Regions from separate parts of the Homo sapiens genome. Here all the other regions are linked to region 1. The links are chromatin contacts, found by Hi-C or POLR2A ChIA-PET in ENCODE. All regions are on one chromosome and are shown on one strand. The core of a region is the stretch at or near the end of the contact, and the rest is flanking DNA. Distances in the headings are between cores, read along the strand shown.

What was found. A loop is a pair of places that touch in the nucleus more often than their neighbours do. ChIA-PET counts read pairs that join two places held with the same protein, here RNA polymerase II (POLR2A). Pooled maps may share reads with other maps.
Region 2: a map of naive thymus-derived CD4-positive, alpha-beta T cell shows a loop between it and region 1 (9-fold over the local background). The contact joins the promoter of APLF here to the promoter of ALMS1 in region 1. A Hi-C loop is called at or near these places in 1 of 168 maps with a recorded cell type or tissue (naive thymus-derived CD4-positive, alpha-beta T cell) and 7 of 50 pooled maps. POLR2A ChIA-PET finds 5 or more read pairs at or near these places in 1 of 52 experiments (T-cell).
Region 3: a loop to region 1 is called in a pooled map, with 17 times the contacts of the local background. The contact joins the promoter of SNRPG here to the promoter of ALMS1 in region 1. A Hi-C loop is called at or near these places in 8 of 50 pooled maps.

What each region holds. Positions count from the first base shown.
Region 1 is chr2:73,383,300-73,387,642 of GRCh38, forward strand. ALMS1 (ALMS1 centrosome and basal body associated protein) reads left to right here and starts at 2,537. Exons shown (of 23, transcript NM_001378454.1): 1 at 2,537-2,893. The coding sequence starts at 2,570. LOC105374804 (a long non-coding RNA gene) reads right to left here and starts at 2,382. Exons shown (of 4, transcript XR_007087053.1): 1 at 2,154-2,382. RefSeq lists enhancers at 2,296-3,045, 3,086-3,325 and silencers at 2,296-2,695, 2,856-3,025.
Region 2 is chr2:68,465,282-68,469,624 of GRCh38, forward strand. APLF (aprataxin and PNKP like factor) reads left to right here and starts at 2,304. Exons shown (of 10, transcript NM_173545.3): 1 at 2,304-2,546. The coding sequence starts at 2,451. It overlaps FBXO48 (F-box protein 48), which reads right to left and starts at 2,013. Exons shown (of 4, transcript NM_001024680.3): 1 at 1,930-2,013; 2 at 863-1,189. RefSeq lists enhancers at 1,094-1,153, 1,247-2,142, 2,143-3,037 and a silencer at 2,379-2,588.
Region 3 is chr2:70,291,484-70,295,826 of GRCh38, forward strand. SNRPG (small nuclear ribonucleoprotein polypeptide G) reads right to left here and starts at 2,257. Exons shown (of 4, transcript NM_003096.4): 1 at 2,135-2,257. The coding sequence starts at 2,166. LOC124906023 (a long non-coding RNA gene) reads left to right here and starts at 2,419. Exons shown (of 2, transcript XR_007086880.1): 1 at 2,419-2,449; 2 at 3,575-4,343. RefSeq lists enhancers at 1,015-1,922, 1,939-2,418.

The DNA of each region.
Region 1 (4,343 bases), core at 1,287-3,786:
ATTGGCACGATCACAGCTCACTGCAGTCTTGGACTCCTGAGCTTCAAGGACCCTCTTGCCTCAGCCTCCTGAGTAGCTGGGACTCCAGATACGTGCCACCATGCCCAGCTAATTTTTTATTGTTTTTAGAGATGGGGGTCTTGCTACATTGCCTACGTTAGTTAGACTCCTGGTCTCAAGTGATCTTCCCACCTTGGCTTTCTAAAGTGCTGGAATTACAGGTATGACCCACTGCACCTGGCCAAATAATGTTTACTTTAAGTAGTAGAACATAGGGAGTCAAAAGTAACAGGATGAAGATAAGGGTTATCTCCCCGAGAAATCAATTTGTTAGTTAATCAAGGGTGTCAAAATGCAATAAGCAAGATTAGTGGTAGGGTAAGAGATGCCAAGGAATCAGAAATTAATCTTGTCCTGTTGTCTTGGGTATAAACTGCCCATTTCTGCAGTAAGCAGCTTCTGGGGAAGTCCCAGGAATCTTCAGTTTGAGGTCTTCCAATAGTATGGGATGTCCGGTAGCCAGGAGAAAATGATGCATGTCTTTTTAGTTGTGTAATATGAATCCAGGGATCAATGTCTTCTAGTTTTACTCCTGGGTCAGTTGTTGATAGTACCTGACATTTTTTTTTCTTGCATTGAGGCTCAAGGGAAATTGTTTTCTAATGCTTTTTCAGAAGACCAAATCTCTAACTTCAGAAGCTGCTTAGGTGGGTGCTTTGAGAATGCAGCTTCCATCTGTTGTTGATAAAGCAGGAGTTAATCTTAGAAGTCTCCTGCAGCAATTAGTGATAACAGCTTATATTAGTAGCATCTAGTATTGGAAGTAATTCACAAATACATGAGGAAGCCTGTTATTAACTCAGAAGGAGATAACTTATGGGCCTTAGAATGGACTGACCTTATTGCCATCAAGGCAAATAGAAGTACTTTGGGCTTTGGAAGTTAGATGGAAGTTAGAGAACTTTGAAAGCTATTTTTTAGAATTCTATTAGTTCTCTTTATCTTTCCTGAAATTTGTGGATGCAAAAAGATAGCGGAGTTTCTAAAAAGGTAAAGCTTTACAGTTATTTAATATCAGTGAAATGTGTGTCCTCTTACTGGAGATAAACATTGAGATTTCACATTCAGGAATACAAAATTAATAAATTCTTTTCTACTATTACAGTAATAGGTCTCCGGCAAGGAGAACCCCTAAACCCCTTAAGAATAAATAACCCTAATGTACTCATAGTCCATTTAGAGGTGTTCAACAGAACTCCAAGACTGGGCTCCAGTTCATGTTCTACCCTTAAAGTTTTGCCAGGATTGGGTCATTGACAGGTAGGCAGGACATACATCCTTGGCAATAACCCTAAAATTGCCCCACCAACATTGGTTCAGCATCATTATCAATGTATCTCTACTATTGTGGGTAATACCATGAAGACTTTTTGCTGGACTCCACTTTAATTATGGCTATTTCCTTTGGTAACAGTGAAGCATCTCAAGATTATAATTATTATTTAAAATTTTAATTTAAAAATTTTCCCCATAGGTTATTGGGGGTACAGGTGGTGTCTGGTTACATGGCATCTTAAGATACTTTAATTTGCCATTCATTTCGTAGAGGTTCCTGAAGCGGTCAGGAAATCTTTGTTTTTAAAGCACTCCAAAGTCATTGACGAACCACCAAAACATATGTACTATCAGTATAAATATTTGCTCTGTTATCCTTTAACAGCTGGTTGGTCTAGGCCAGGGCAATTCCTACACTAACAGAGGACCTGGGATGGCATACTGAGTCAGCCACTTACTAGGTAAGAAACTTTGGGCAAATTAATTTTTTTAGCCTCAGATTCTTCATACATGAAATAGTAATACTTGTCTCACAGAACCGTGAGCATCTAATGAGTTATTGTACAATAACCAACCTATCACTAAGTCCTTCACATTGATTATTTCCTTTAATTATCACACCCATCCTATGCGATGGCCTATTATCATCGTTTTATAAACACAAAGTCACACCACTTTAAGTGGTGATGCCAGGATTCAAACTCCGATCTTTCTGATGCCAGTGCCCAGTTCTTAATCCCTCTAACAACCCGTGACACTTTTCCACGGTTAGGTTCAAGCGCCCACCATACAGCTTGACACTTTAGGAGATACTCAACCTTTAAAACTTTATAATTTGCATGTGTGATTATAACGGGTACGTCCTAGAGTTTGATCTCTTCTCTGTGCAGGGGCGAAACTCGACCCCAGCCGAGAACTACACTGTCCTTGCGCGGGGCCCTCTGCGCCCCGGAAGGCGCCCAGTCCCGGTTTATTGTGAGCTTACAGTACAGTTCGCAAGGTCCCGGCCGGTGACGGCGGCGAGGCGGCAACGTCGCCTGTAGCAAACCTCCGCCCTAAGGCGTTCCCGCCGGGCCTCGCGCGGCGTCCCTAGCAACGCGCGCGCGGTCTTCCGGCCCCGCCCAGGCGGGCGGCACTGCGCCTAAGCTGGGCCACAACCGCCAGTCAGGGCTCTCCCCTTCCCCTCCCTCCCCCCCTCCTCCTCCTCCTCTGCCGCCCAGAGCGAGACACCAACATGGAGCCCGAGGATCTGCCATGGCCGGGCGAGCTGGAGGAGGAGGAGGAGGAGGAGGAGGAGGAGGAGGAGGAAGAGGAGGAGGCTGCAGCGGCGGCGGCGGCGAACGTGGACGACGTAGTGGTCGTGGAGGAGGTGGAGGAAGAGGCGGGGCGGGAGTTGGACTCCGACTCTCACTACGGGCCCCAGCATCTGGAAAGTATAGACGACGAGGAGGACGAGGAGGCCAAGGCCTGGCTGCAGGCGCACCCCGGCAGGATTTTGCCTCCGCTGTCGCCCCCGCAGCACCGCTACTCGGAGGGCGAGCGGACCTCCCTGGAGAAGGTGAGGCGGGCCGGGGAGGGGTGTGGAGCCGCGGCGAGTTGGGGGTGGAGGCTGGGCCCCGAGCGCTCCGCCCGCCCGCAGGTCACGCCGCCTGACGGAGAAAACGCGCGCAGCTGAGGCTAGTAGGCGGCCCAGACTCCAGCCCAGGTGCCGGCCGGCTGCTCCGCGTCTCCCAGGCTTTGTGGCAAAGACTTCTCGTTTCCTCCCCCTCGGTGGGTCCTGGGCCTTTTGAACTCCCGTAGACGTTCAGGGGAGCCTGCATTCCCCGTGAGAAACGCTGAGAGAGGACCACGGGTGTGTCGAGCCTTGAAGGAGGGAAAAGGCGGTGTAGGACCGGAGCGAGTGGTTGCCTGGGGAGCATCTTGTTGGGGAGACAGTGAACAGATGAGCTTGACTGAATTGCAGGACTCCCCTGAGGGAGTAATGTGGATAATGTACACCGCGCGATCACTTAGTCTGGAGAGGCTCCCCGCGGGTTTTCCTCCCCTGGACCATCATTTGTAGCAATAAAGGGGTTCCCCAGCCGATAGGAGGGGCTTGGAATGCAGGAGGCTTGTGATGCGGCTCCAAACAGTCTGCAAAACTACAAAGCACAGATAATACACAATGGAGAAAGCCGATTTCATGGTAGACCCCCGAAGATCATTTTGAAAATAACTCTCCATTTAATTTGCTGCCCTTACCCCCCTTTTTTTAACTTACTGCTTTTCGAGGAGCAAGACCTGCCCTGCTCAGTACAGTAGCCACTGGCCACGTGTGGCTTTTTACATCTTAAAGAGAAAACTATTATAGTTTTGAGTAAGAGTTAAAAATAAATTAAATGAAAAATTCCATGCGTCTGTTCTTACCGGTTTTCAAGTGCTCAGCAGCCACACTAGGCTAGTGGCTACCATGTTGGACAGAGCAGATAATGGAACAGTTCCATCATCACAGACAGTGAAGGTGTAGAGTTTTGTCACTAATGAGCAGTAGTTGTTGTTTTGTCTGGTGAATATTCCAGGGGGTACTTAATTCATTGAACATGTATTATTAGAATTCACCATGTGCCACACATTGTGCTGGGTGCTAAGGAAAGCTTGGTGAACCCAAACATTTTTGGTCTCTGCCTTCCTTGTGTTCATGGTCTAGACAGGGAGGCAGACAGATTTCAGATGATCACATAAAGTGAAACTAATATATGTGCTAATATTCTATGAAAGCATAAAGTAAGATAATCTGGCCTTGTCAGTGAAGTTGGGAAAGCCTTCTTGAGGAGGTTATGATAGAGCTGATATCTGAAGACAGTTTAAGGTTAATCAGGCAAAGGGGAGGGAAAGAGCCGTCTAGCTGAGGGAAAAACACATGAAAAGGTACTGTTGATGAGAGAGAGCATGGCATTTTCCAGGACCCAGAAGCCAACGTGGTTTGAGCACAGACTGCAAGGCTTTGTGTGCTATGCCAAGGATTTAGG
Region 2 (4,343 bases), core at 1,054-3,553, 4.9 Mb before region 1:
TAGCTTCTCAATCTGTAAAATGGGCCAATGCTGCCGCTCTCCTGAAAGTTCTTGCAAGGATTAACAGTGATAGTGGGTAAAATATCTAGTCTTGCTACATCTGAATTGCACATGGGAGGCACCCAACATGTTAGTTTCACTCTCACCCAGGCTGGAGTGCAGATGTGTCATAATAGCTCACTGCAGCCTCAAACTCCAGCCTCAAGCGATTCTCTTGACTCAGCGTACCCCGCCCCTCTTTAAAAAAAAAAAAAAGAAAAAAAAAAAAACAGAAAACCAAAAACTGTTTTACGGAGAAATGGTTCTTGCTATGTTGTCCAGGCTGGTCTTGAACTCTTGTCCTCAAGCAATCCTTCTGCCTCAGCCTCCCAGAGTGCTGGGATGACAGGTATGAGCCACCATACCCGGTACTTTTGTACCTTTGAAAATGTATATGAGTCAATCCTATTAAACTCCTGAATACTTGTTGTACATGGGAACTGATGCCTCATCATTAATTTGCAATTTGTGACTTAATCATAAACTTGCTGGACTTCTAGTTGTTTATATAAGAATTTTATCTACTTGTATCTTATAGGTAGGTAGGTGCTTACATTTGACACAACTACTATCTGAAATGGACAAGAAGATGAGATCTGGATTATGAAACAAAGTCTCAAATATTCAACTCAGTCATAAGAGTAGTGTTTTAGAAATGGCCCCTTGAAGCTATCCTACATGCATAATTACAAGCTAAGGATAATAGTCACTGAAGACATCAAGCAACAGTGAGTGACAACTGTAAACAATGTTTAGAACTCAGCTAGGTACAGTATGTGACTCTTTGAAGCCCAGATTTAAAGCTCAGTTTCAGCTAATTTACCTAAGGTGAATGGTGTAGGCTTCCCAAATCAGTTGAAAGCATGACTGGGTACATCACCATCCTTGAGTTACTTTTGTATATAAAGACAGCTTGTATTCACTTAAAATCAGTTTATTCCATTTTGCACTTCCTTTTATAACGGGGGTTGGTTGTGCAAGAGGAGAGGTTTGAGGTAAATACTTCTTTTAACTCAGCTGAACACAAATCTCTTTTCTAGACGAGCTACTCAGCTATGTTTTCGGACTTGCCAAGACCACGGTGGCTCCCATTCATGATCCAGATTAGCTGTGGTGGCTGGAACTGCAGTCTGTGTTCAACAGAGGTCTTCTTCTTGAGGGTTAGGAGAAGTAAGAAAGCAAACGTAAAAACGGGTGAGTCAAGAGCAAGTTTTTGCCATGCACCTTGGCCCCTCCCACCACCAATACAAACCAAAGCCAAACCACAACGTTCTTGAAAAGAATCTCACATTAGGAAAACGTTACAGTGCATTTAAACGTTACAGTGTGTTTATCCACTTCTCCCAGGATCTTACTGGGAGAATAAAATGCGTCCCCTTGTGGAATTCCTGTAACGGGAATGAAGGCTTTTGAATTTCACAGCAGGGGATACCTTTGCGAGTTTCTAAAATCCCACTAGGAATCTTTCTTCTACGTCCAGGTTCGCCTGGATGCCTGGAAACGACCCCTCTTCTGCCCTTTCTCCTTTATGAACTGAGCTTTCCTGAATTCTCTCTCAAGTGAAGTAAAAGCTCGTCCCCCTTTCAACTATCATTCGGAGGGATAGATCGGCGGCAGCGCAGTCGGAGGGGCGGGGAGCCCCACTCCGTCCAAATCCCGCGGGTCAGGGCTAATCACCCCACGTCCCGTCTGAGCCACCCTCCTTGTGTCCCGCGCGGGTTGCAGCTGCTGGAACCCAAGAACACAGGGCACTGACAAGTGACAACAACCGTCAGCGTTGACTGTCACTGCGGCTCCAGGCCGCGGAGGGAAGGCTGAGCTTGCGTCCAGGCCGCGTCCCCGGGAGCGTAGACACCTAAGCCAACGGGAACGGAAGACCCTTCTACCTACTAGGCCGCGGTAGCTTCTCCTCCCGCGATTTAAATCCACCGGAATTCGAATCCTTCCCCATAGCTCTTCGCATCCCGCCCACCTGAGTCCCGCCCTGCTCAGAACTCGCGCAGGCGCCGAGAGGGGCGCGCAGTGCCTTTGGGGATTGGTAGTTTTTTCCAGGGCGTCTCCGCTCGGGAAAGGAAGTGAAGAAAGCCACCAGGACTACAAGGCCCGGCGTCCTCCAAGATGGGAGGGAGGTGAAAAGGGTGTTGGGGAATAAGCCGGGGTTTTTAAACAGTAGTTTTGAGGCGGCGAGACTGGGGAATCCCCGGTTGCGTCATTAGTAGGCGTGGAGGGGCGGGACTCGTGAAGCTGCGCTGGGGCCGGGCTCTGAGAGGACCGGCGCAGCCGCGGGGAGCCTTTGAGGCCCTCCCTCGGTGTTTTTTCCCAGGGCGTGGGCTTGCCCCGCGCGTGTCTGTGGAGGGCGGAAACAGCGGAGGGGCCAGTCTCCTGGCGAAGGGGCCTAATCCTTGCCCGCCATGTCCGGGGGCTTCGAGCTGCAGCCGCGGGACGGCGGTCCCCGGGTGGCCCTGGCGCCCGGGGAGACGGTGATCGGCCGCGGGCCGCTGCTGGGAGTAAGTGTGGGCGGGGGCTTAGCGGACCCCGAGAGCCGTGGAGTTCCGCGCCGGCTCCTGAAGACCGGCCCTAGTCCTGGCCGGTTTCCCCACCGCACTGGTCCGCCGGTCCGGATTTTAGAAGTTTGGGGCCGCACGTTTTTCAGTTACCTTTAAGCCAATTCACAAACATTTCTTTATGTTGCTTTTAAAACACTGACTGTATTACCATTATTATCTTATCCAGGGATTGGCAAACTAGTGCCTGGGGGCCAAATCCAGCCTATGTTTGTATGGCCCCATGAACTAAGAATGATTCTTAAATTCTGAAATGTAAAATGTAAACAAAAAATCTACTAATTTTTCAGGGGGAATAGTTGCTCCAAGGGTTGAGGGTATTGCGGCTTGTCTTGTAAAGCCTAAAATATTTACAGTAGTGTCTGGTCCTTTACAGAAAAGTTTGCCAAACTGTGATATTACGTCTTCTAGGCTAATTTCTTTTAACCTTTGGTCTCCTTTGCAGAGCTGTGTGGACCTTATTTATTTATATTATTTATTATTTCCAGTAAAATGAGTAGCTAACCCTTCATAAGTAATGTGTATAGCGTTCGTGTCATTGGTCTAAGGAGACATTACCTATACCAACATCTTTAACTGTCTCAAGACCGTATCAGTTAGCTATTTTTATTATCCTCATTGTTCAGATGAGAAAATTGAGCCATACATACATTATTTAAAGTCCATACATAAGCTTTTGGACACATAATGCCACAAAGCTAAATATTCTCTACCTTCTTTGGGAGAGGTTTAGGAATAAGAACATTTGCATATTGCATTCTGGAATTCTATAGATCTCTTAAGTACATCTAGTTTTCTATTTTGTTCTTTAACATTCAACATTTCTTGTTTGGTGCTCACTGTGTAGAACATTTTGCAGATTCTAGCACTGTGGGGCATACAAAGATGAATGGAACATGGGTCCCTACCCTTTAGGAGTTTTCTCTTGGGACCGGGGAGACACCTGTGTCAGTGAGCTAACACCAAGGAGTAAGGAGTGTGTACTGTTGTCCTGGTTAACTTCCAGAGTCTAAATGGAACCATTGGTACTTGCCTTAGGTCCCTTCTGGGAGCAGGGAAAGGAGTGGTAGTTTAAGATTGTATTATGGAAGCTGGTCCTAAAGGGGTGTGTGTGTGTGTGTGTGTGTGTGTGTGTGTTGTGTGTTGTGTGTTGTGTACATGCACATGTGCATGTGGTAAGGTTATTGAGGAAGTAGATATTCAATTGCTGTTCATTTTTTTACTGGACAAGTGATTATTTAAATATTTAACATCATTTCTATTTTTTTCATCGTTTGTTGGCCTATACAAACACTGGAAGGAACTGTCTGGAGGCTTTATTTTTCTTTTAAATTCGTAGGTTTGAAACTTAAGAGTATGTGCTTAATCTAGTAATCATATGTCTGGTGACTAACGAGTTTTGACTTGCTTAAGAAATTGTCACCAGTAGAGTACTGTGGGTCTGGTTAAAAGGTGGATGAATTTTAGGGCCGTGGTTTAGAAACATGGCAACAGATTGCAGACCGTTTCATTATTTGTAGCTTGTTCTTTGTGTTGTCGACTTGCTAATGTGAGATGAGCCTATTTGGTATCTGTTTTTAAAAATGGTAAGGAGTGAAAGCTGGGCAATTACCTGGTCAAGATTTTGCTTTTCCTTTTGAAATAACATTCAGGGATGAGATTCTTTTGCCAAGGTTGGCGTGTATCAGAAGTGGTTATGAATGACATCCTAAGTGTGTTAAAGGAAAAATTTGGAGAACA
Region 3 (4,343 bases), core at 1,007-3,506, 3.1 Mb before region 1:
TGTTGGGGGCAGTCGAATAAGCAGTAGGATGTTTAGCAGCACCCTGGTGTCTACTCACTAGAAGCCGGTAGCACCAGATTCCCTACTCCCCATTTAAGAACACCTGAGTTATGCTACACCAGAAGGAGGGCATAATGGTGTAAAAGAAGATGCTATCTGTGAGAAAGCAGAGGAAGAAAAAATTTTTAAGTCATTTTGGCGGCAGATCTGACCGGATTTCACAATTCATGAAACCTACGAGGAAGAGAAAGGTATTAAAACTAGCTTCCTTCTCTGAAATTTTCAAAAACTATGTTATGAATCAGAAAGAAAATCTTAGATTACAAGTAGAGAATGGTCTTTTTGTTAAAAAAAAAAAAATCACCATTTCACCAGTCCCTGATGAATCCAGAGGATACTTACATCACCAAAAATAACTTTCAGATAAAAAGAGTAATTTTCACAATAATTTCTGAGTAACTTCTATTTTTTTTTTTTTTTTTGAGACGGAGTCTCGCTCTGTTGCCCAGGCTGGAGTGCAGTGGCGCGATCTCGGCTCACTGCAAGCTCCGCCTCCCGGGTTCACGCCATTCTCCTGCCTCAGCCTCCCGAGTAGCTGGGACTACAAGCGCCCGCCACCAAGCCCACGTAATTTTTTGTATTTTTATAGACACGGGGTTTCACCGTTTTAGCCATGATGATCTCCATCTCCTGACCTCGTGATCCGCCCGCCTCGGCCTCCCAAAGTGCTGGGATTACAGGCGTGAGCCACCGCGTTGGGCTTATGTTTTAATAATTAATTCCTTAACAGACCTAACTAAAATATACATAGAAGTAGTTTTCATACAAAAGATGGCTTTGATACAAATGGACCTTTAAATGCAAAAATATTATTATTTTTTGAAACAGAGTTTCGGTCTTGTTACCCAGGCTGGAGGGCAATGGCGCGATCTTGACTCACTGCAACCTCCGCTTCCCGGGTTCAAGCGATTCTCCTGCCTCAACCTCCGGAATAGCTGAGACTACAGGCGCACACCACCTGCCTGGCTAATTTTTTGTATTTTTAGTAGAGACGGGGGTTTCACCATGTTGGCCAGGCTGGTCTCGAACTCCTGACCTCAGGTGATCCTCCCGCCTCAGCCTCCCAAAGTGCTGGGATTACAGGCGTGAGCCACTGTGCCCGGCCGCAAAATTATTAAATAGGAACTTTACCTTTTGTCTGACTTCCATGGGCCTGGTAATAAATGAACTAACTATACACAAAGCCAACCACATGCTACGCCAGAAAAAACTGATCCCTGTAAAAATTTTGCATCCTTTGTGCAATCCAACTAATACATGTAGAATTCCAGCATCAGGAAGTATAAGCAAAACAGAAACGTAGTCAGGAAACACATAACCTGTTAAGTCCACTCAAAAAGTATTTGAGGAATTCAAAGCTTTACGTTGAGTCCTACCTAAAGTAAGGCTCTCCTACTTAAAGTTGTTTGACTTTACTGGGTGTGTAGAAAAAACTTCAAAAAATTAGCCTTCTCTGACTAGAAAAAATTAATGTTCTTAAAAAAAAAGAAAAATGAATGTTCTTATATAGTTTCAACATCAGAGCAAGATAACACATGACATTCAAGCTTAACGTAAAAGAAGGCAAGAAAAAGGAATGAGGTTTCTAAGTAAAAGCTCAAACACCTACAAACACATTTGCTAAGACTAAAGTGGCTTTCGGATTCTGATGCCTCACGTAGTTTTAAAAACACTTCCTTCCCTTCCAGCCCCTCCTTAGTTCCTTCAGAGAATTTCCCCCTCTAGCCGTCTATCTAGAACATGATACTATTCGAGATGTTCAACAAAAGGTAGCACTGGAGATCTTCAAGGAACGAGGGACAGCGCCGGGTGACCAGGGGCCAGACCGCGGGACCTGGAGACTAGTCGGCCGGAAGGAGGTGCCGTGGCTGCCGGCTGTAACCACACCGACGCGCGAGCTCTGCGCGGGCTTCACGTCTCATGCGCGGGAGCCTGGCCGGGATCCCGGCGACCTCGGACCGGAAGAAGAAATGAAGTGAAGCGGCTCAAGACATTCGGCTAACGGAGAGGGAACCAAGGGACTCGCAGGACGCAAATAACTGACCACTTCGGTTTGGCTCTCACACATACTTACTTTTTCAACTCGGGAGGGTGAGCTTTGCTCATGGTGTATACTCCGCGGGCTCACAGATGCCTTGGAACGCAACGCACGGCTTTCCTCACGCTCCCGCTGTAGGCCCGGCGTCTTGCGTCTGGCGTCATCGACCTCGTTAGCCAATGGATTGTTGGCAGTTTTTACATTTCACCTCGCGATATCTCAGCGCCTCGGTCATCGTTGAGCTTCCGGTTATGTCCTCAGCGATTGGCCAGGACGGAGGGGTGCGTCCTCTAGGCACCTTTCTGAATTCCGTTTTCCTTGTACAAAATTGAGATAACGGGTATTCCACCGGTGGGTATCCCTGCTCTTTTTCTTTTCTTTTTGAGACGGAGTCTAGCTCTGTCGCCCAGGCTGGAGTGCAGTGGCGCGATCTCGGCTCACTGCAAGCTCCGCCTCCCGGCCTCACGCCATTCTCCTGCCTCAGCCACCCGAATAGCTGGGACTACAGGCGCCCGCCACCATGCCCGGCTAATTTTGTGTATTTTTTAGTAGAGACGGGGTTTCGCCGTGTTAGCCAGGATGGTCTCGATCTCCTGACCTCGTTATCCGCCCGCCTCGGCCTCCCAAAGTGCTAGGATTACAGGCGTGAGCTACCGCGCCCAGCCGGTTATCCCTGCTCTTGTCTATGGAACAGCCAAAATAAATAAAAATAAATAAATAAATAAAAAAAGCCGGGCGCCGTAAATCCCAGAACTTTGGATCTCTTGAGCCCAGGAGTTCGAGACCAGCCTGTGCAACATAGCGAGACCCCTTCTCTATTTAAAAAATAAAATTGAGATATTGAGATAACGGTCCCGTCTCTAGCTCCTGGGCAAACCCGGCCAATCCCGCATGTCTGTGGATCGTATCGCTTATTTTCTTCATATATACCAATATACCAAATGATAATGATCCCTGGAGGAATGGGCCTCTCTCTATATATGTATATTTTTTTGAGACGGAGTCTTGCTCTGTCGCCCAGGCTGGAGTGCAGTGGCGCGATCTCGGCTCACTGCAAGCTCTGCCTCCCGGGTTCACGCCATTCTCCTGCCTCAGCCTCCCGAGTAGCTGGGACAACAGGTGCCCGCCACCACGCCGGGCTGATTTTTTGTATTTTTAGTAGACACCGTATTTCACTGTGTTAGCCAGGATGGTCTTGATCTCCTGACCTCGTGATCCGCTGGCCTCGGCCTCCCAAAGTGCTGGGATTACAGGCGTGAGCCCCCGCTCCCGGCTGGGCCTCTATATTTTTTTGGCAGGTAACCCTACAGCATACTGTCAGACCAAGTAGGGTTCCCGTAACATGTAAATTAGCAGCCTCTGAACCATTGTAGAGTAAGGTGACTGGGTCTGTCTCCAAGAATTTGAATCTATTTCTGACTGAGGGGTCTTGCAAAAAAAATTTTTTTTGAGATGAGTTCTTGCTCTGTCGCCTAGGCTGGGGAGCATGGTGTGATCATGGCTCACTGCAACCTCGAACTCCTGGCCTCAAGCAATCCTTCCACCTCAGCCTCCTGAGTTGTTGAGACTACAGGCGCACGCCACTGCACCCAGCTAATTTTTTTTTGTAGAGACGAGGTCTTGCTTTGTTGCCCAGGCTGTTCTCAAATTCCTGGCCTCAAGAGATCTGCCTGCCTCCGGCTCCCAAAGTGCTGAGATTACAGGGGTTAGCCAGCATGCCTGGGAATTCTGAAATTTTTCAAACACTACCTCCAGAACTCACTGATGTGCTATTGCCCCTGTATATAAAATGTGAAGTGCAGCACACAAACATTTTCTAATATAAGGTGTTCTTTTTTCATGTCAAGATGTGTAAAAAGTGGTCTCGGACTTGTTCCCAGTTGTTACCCCAAAATTATAGAAGACTAAACCAAAATAGAATACCTTGTGTTTAAATAGGGGATAGTTCTCAAAAATTCAGTTAATTCCTGATATTCTGGAATGGCTCTATATAAATATCAATGATAGTAAAGACTTAAACTCATCACATATTTTGCACTCTCTTAGTACTCAAAATCCTAGACACTGAATTTTTTCTAGCAGGGTCATAGCTTTGTACCTTTACTACCACTTGCTATTAGTGTTTAGTTGAAGCTAGAGACCTGACATAGATAATGAATTTCTCTTTTTAGCCTCATAGACAGTTTCTTTTCTACATTAATGAACTTCAAGTCACAATGTCCTAGTCTCCTCTCAAAGTTTTTCC